2 separate regions of the Homo sapiens genome follow, and region 1 is linked to region 2. The links are chromatin contacts, found by Hi-C or POLR2A ChIA-PET in ENCODE. All regions are on one chromosome and are shown on one strand. The core of a region is the stretch at or near the end of the contact, and the rest is flanking DNA. Distances in the headings are between cores, read along the strand shown.

Evidence for each region. Hi-C counts contacts between places; a loop is a spot of excess contacts on that map. ChIA-PET counts read pairs that join two places held with the same protein, here RNA polymerase II (POLR2A). Pooled maps may share reads with other maps.
Region 1: a map of naive thymus-derived CD4-positive, alpha-beta T cell shows a loop between it and region 2 (13-fold over the local background). The contact joins the promoter of DCDC2 here to the promoter of ALDH5A1 in region 2. A Hi-C loop is called at or near these places in 1 of 168 maps with a recorded cell type or tissue (naive thymus-derived CD4-positive, alpha-beta T cell) and 11 of 50 pooled maps. POLR2A ChIA-PET finds 5 or more read pairs at or near these places in 2 of 52 experiments (CD4-positive, alpha-beta T cell and WTC11).

The regions. Positions count from the first base shown.
Region 1 is chr6:24,356,809-24,359,585 of GRCh38, reverse strand. It overlaps DCDC2 (doublecortin domain containing 2), which reads left to right and starts at 1,527. Exons shown (of 10, transcript NM_016356.5): 1 at 1,527-2,128. The coding sequence starts at 1,836. KAAG1 (kidney associated DCDC2 antisense RNA 1) reads right to left here and starts at 2,683. Exons shown (of 1, transcript NR_174942.1): 1 at 1,301-2,683.
Region 2 is chr6:24,493,715-24,496,414 of GRCh38, reverse strand. It overlaps ALDH5A1 (aldehyde dehydrogenase 5 family member A1), which reads right to left and starts at 1,446. Exons shown (of 10, transcript NM_001080.3): 1 at 1,065-1,446. The coding sequence starts at 1,418. It also overlaps a transcript of GPLD1 not described here. RefSeq lists a silencer at 1,051-1,440.

The DNA.
Region 1 (2,777 bases), core at 278-2,777, 140 kb after region 2:
TATATATAAAATATATATATAAAAATATATAATATATATAAAATATATAAAAAATATATATAAAATATATATAATATATAAAATATATATAATATATTATATATAAAATATATATTATATAGTATATATAAATATATATACTATATAGTATATATAAATATATATAATATATAATATATAAAATATATATAATATATAATATATAAAATATATATAATATATAATATACATAAAATATATATAATATATAATATATATAAAAATATAAAATATATAATATATATAAAAAATATAAAATATATAATATATATAAAATATAAAATATATATTATATATAATATATAAAATATATAAAATATATAAAATATATAATATATAAAATATATATAATATATAAAATATATAAAATATATATAAAATATATAAAATATATAAAATATATAATATATATAAAATATATAATATATATAATATATAATATATAAAATATATAATATATAAAAATATATGATATATAATATATATGATATATAAAATATATAATATATATAAAATATAAAATATAAAATATATAATATATAAAATATATAATATATAATATATAATGTATAAAATATATAATATATAATATATAATATATAATATATAAAATATATAATATATAATATATATAATATATAATATATTATATATATAAATATATATAATACATATATATTATATATATTATATATAATATATAAATATATATATAAATATAATATATATATTTATATATAATATATAAAATATATATTTTATATATTATATATAAAAATATATAATATATAAATAAATAAATAAAATATATATAAAATAAAATATATAAAATATATATATAAAAAAAATATATATTTTATTTTCTAAGACAGGGTCTTGCTGTGTCGCCCAGGCTGGAGTGCAGTGGCAAAATCATAGGTTACTGCAGCCTCGACCTCCTGGGCTCAAACAATCCTCCCGCCTCAGCCTCCGAGATAGCTGGGTCCACAGGCGAATACCCTGCCCACCTACTTTTTTTTTTTTTTTTTTTTTTTAATTGTAGAGACCGGGTCAGGCTGGTCTCAAACTCCTTGCCTCAGGGGATCACAGGCGCGTTATAGAGACGGGGGCTTTCCCTGTGTTTCCCAGGCTGGTCTAGAACTCCTGGTCTTAGGCAGCCCTCCCGCCTGGGCCCCTCAAAGTACTGGAATTTGCAGGCGTAAGCCACCGCATCTGGCTTTGCACATTTATCTTCCAGCAAAGAAAAACCTGGGCAACTACATCCAGGAACTTAATTGCTTTAATTTGGGAGCAAGCAGGAGATTGAGGGGTAAAGGTGCAAGAAGAGAGAAAAGAAAAATTAGGCTGTTTGGAAAGGGTAGCACAGATATGATGTAAGAAATTGGGTTTCACCATATTTGTGTGTGTGTGTGTGTGTGCGTCCTCCTCTCTCCTGCCCTCACTAGGCGTGCCTGTTTGAAGGCCCCGCGCGTTTCCGGCTCCTGCTCAGAAGCTGTCCACCTTGATTCTGCCCGTAGCAGGTGAACCTGGTGTGGTGCGCGCACTGCGGGTCCTGATTGGCTGTGCACGCCACGGTGAAAAACTTGAGCGTCTACTCCGAGTCCTGCAAGCTCCTAGTGTCTCCTCTGGGTGGACGCCTAGGCGCACGGCCGTTACTTCTCTTTCACCTGTGGATTCGTCAGTTTCTCGTTCGTTTCAGGAGGCGATCCCGCGCCCTGGGTGCGGTGAGGCCGCTGGGACAGCGGAGGTGCCTCCCGACGCGAAGCAGCGAGCTGAGGCGGCGGCCAGCGGGGAAGATGAGCGGCAGCAGCGCCAGGTCCAGCCACCTGTCTCAGCCCGTCGTGAAGAGCGTGCTTGTGTACCGCAACGGGGACCCCTTCTACGCGGGGCGCCGCGTCGTCATCCATGAGAAGAAGGTGTCCAGCTTCGAAGTCTTCCTGAAGGAGGTGACCGGCGGCGTTCAGGCACCCTTTGGGGCCGTCAGGAACATCTACACCCCGCGGACTGGCCACCGAATCCGGAAGCTAGACCAGATCCAGAGCGGGGGCAATTACGTGGCTGGAGGCCAGGAAGCCTTCAAGAAACTCAAGTGAGTCGGTCTCCCCCACCGCCCACCCATTTAGGTGCCCTATAGTGTGGGGTTGATATGAAGAAATGCAGATCCCTACCCCCCCACACCTCAGTGGTTGAGGGGCTGTGACTTCTCGGTGTGATTGATGCCCCTCAAAACTCTCGTTGCAGTTGGGGGGTAGAGGTTGACACTGTGACTGGAGAAGGAATTTCACTTGGGTCAGCAGTAGGAGTAAACTTAAAATCTGTGTATAAACAACAGGAATCTTAAAGAAAATAAAAAGGTATCCTTGCAAAGGTTAGTGACCAAACTGATACTTTTGCGTTTTCTGTTCAGTTTTTTCTTTCCTTTTCCTTATTTTTTTTCCTTGGAAATCCATCCTTTTAATTTAAATAAACATTCTTAAAAATCACTTCCAAGTGTTGGACACTATATTGTCACCAGAGGAGAAAATTGCTCTGCATTTCCCGTACTGTTTAAATTATTTCAACCTTTCATTCCAAGTAGAATTGACAACACTCACTTTTGTGACCCTGCTCCCACCCCCTGCATGTTTATGCTGTTAGCATAATGCAGGAAGAGTTTACTGGCTGACTGTATTTGTCGACTGTCTGTCTCCAGCAACGTGATTAGACCTTCAAGGGCAGGGGTCCTTATTCCCAGCTCT
Region 2 (2,700 bases), core at 197-2,696:
ATCTTGCCCCTTCCCTCTGGCCCGGATCCTCTCCTGCTTCTACCTTTTTTCCATATTGCACTCAGCATCTCTCACATACTTATTTGCTTAGATATTATGTTTGTTGTTTAGAGTTCTGATCTCTCTTCTGCTCCCCTTCCACCCCATGTGAGCTCCATAAGGGCAGAATCCTTCTTTCGTTTAACTGAGGTATCCCAAGCACCTCCAACAGTGCAGGGCATACAGCAGGTGCTCAGTAAACAGCTGATGGATGAATGAGTGCTAAGACTCTCTTGTACTCGTAGGGATCGCTGGATGCATTCCTTCAGAGGGAGAGCTTTGAAGGACACGGTAAAAAATTTCACTGCGTTGACTCCAGGTTTAATAATATAATATTAGAAGGAAGAAACTACTTTCTTAGTTTTCTTCTTACTCTATTCTTCCCATTTAATGGCCCTCCACCCCTTACTCCCAATTCTCCAGTGTTCTCTATGCAATGGCCAATAGCAGCATTTATCCATTTAGGGTGAAAACCTGGAGAACGCTCCTGGATTTCTCTCTTCCCCTGCACAAAACCCAAATCTTTCTACAGTTCTCTCCGTTTCCGATCCCATGATTCTGGCCAGGGGCCCTCACTACCAGCCTTCTCAAGGGCCGCTGAAGCAGCCTCCTGCGTGGGCTCCCTGCAGCTGCGGAGATATTTCAGCTACTCTGAAGGGCCACACGTGCTCTCACTTCCCTGACACCCCTCCCCTTTCTCCCCGCCCCTCCACGGTTAGGCTTGTTGACCATAACAAGCAGCTCGCTTGTATTAGGCGCTCACGTTCTGCCTCCCCTACTGGGCAGTGCATAACTTGATGAGGCTTGAGGGCAGGGGTCGTGTCCCTAGTGCCCGGCTCAAAGTGGAAGCTCCAAACTTATTTGTCGGTCGTCTCCCTTGTTGCTCTGACTTTCCACTTTGTATACCCTGGGGAACTGAGCACAGGAGGGAGGCGACGCGGCTGGTGTCACTTTGGGGTAAAGCCCCCTCTGCTCCCCGCCGTGTCCCCGGCCAGCTCTGGCCCCCTGCATCCGGGCTCTCTCACCTTGGCGGAGACCTCCCTCCAGCGGCAGAAAGCCTCGTAGGCAGCGCGCACGGCGGCGCGGGCCTCTCGCACCCCGCAGTCGGCTACCATGCCCAGAGCGGCGCCGCTGGCCGGGTCTTGCACGGGGAAGGTGGCGGCGGCCGGGAGCCAGCGGCCGCCCACGAAGCTGTCGGTGCGCAGCAGCGCCGCAGAGAGGCCCGCCAGGCGCCCAGCGTAGCAGCGGAGCTGGGCCGGGCCGGGCGCAGGCCCGGAGGCAGGGACCAGGCCGCCGGCGCGGGGGCGGAGGCGGCAGCCTGGAAACGTCGACCCGAGGCGCCGGGCCCCACAGCTCCGCAGCCAAATGCAGGTCGCCATGGCCCGGGCAACGACGGCGACAGGAAACAGGCAAGCGGGCGCGCGCGCACGGGAACGCAGGGGTCGCGGGGAAGCAAGAGGAGCGAGGAGGCGCCGGGGACGCGCGGGGAAAGCGTGGGAGCTGGCGGAAGGTTGCAGAGCCACAGAGCAGCGCCCTCTCTCCGCGTCTTTCTCGCTGCACCGCCGCGCCGCCCTCTGCACCTTGCCCTAAGCGCCGCGCGGCTTCTCTCCTGGCGCGACCTTCTCCCGGGGGAGGGTTGGGTTCGGGGATGGAGAAGGCTCGCCAGTAGATGCACCTGCGGACTGCTGTCACCTTTTCACTTTTCGGGTGCTCATTTGTCACTAACTGCTCCTGAGCCCCCAATCGCTGCTAGAGACCCACTCTCTCCCCTTAGCATCCCCCAAATTCGGCATCCCCGGAATTTGTGCGCGGTCCATAGATGCGCTGGTGCCTGCCCTAAATGCCAAGGCCGTGATCACGCTTCTTCAGTTGTAGCTCCTGAGCACGTAGTATTGATTGGGAGCGATCGTTCTCTGAGGGGTCGAAGTGTGACCCCGCGTTCTGCTGCCTGGCTGCTTTTTTGGGTGTGTGTCTAGGCATTCTCCTAGGGTTGCTCCCGATAAATAACAGCGCTTTGGAAATAAACAGACTAGGATCCAAACTCAAGTCTGTTGCCGACAAGCTGTGTGACCGACAGGTTAACCTTAGTCCAGTCACTTATAAAATAGAACCATATCTACCCCATTTTGTTGTGAGATAACGTAAAATGCTCATTACAGTTGCCACATTAAATTCAATATAGCGTTCAAAGTCATACTAGCTACCCTAGTCAAGCCACTAGTAAGATTAAAGTTGGGTCACCAACTAGTAAATGGAAGCATTTGTCAAAATTGAATCAACCAAGGTATAAGGATTGAGCATACTATCCAACCAAGGTATTTGAGCACCTTTAAACAGCATTCTTCATCCGTTAAAAAATTAGACTTGGGCTTAAGACTCTGAAAGCAGCAGGGAAGCTTAAAACCTAATGAGGATAAAAATAAAAATAGCAGGCGTATGCTGGGAATTTGTGGGTGCAAATGAAGCCCAGCCCTATGCATTGATTTTAGGTTACATATCTCCCTTTCTCAACTCCTACAGCGTTGAGAGTATCTTGCTAGCTTTCACCTTTTTCTAGGACGTTGAATTTTTTTCTAGGACATTTGCAAAATGCCGAGGCAGTAACTTTAAATTTTGACTTTGTCTTTTGCTGAGTCAGATCCATTGAGTTTTGAGCCAGTC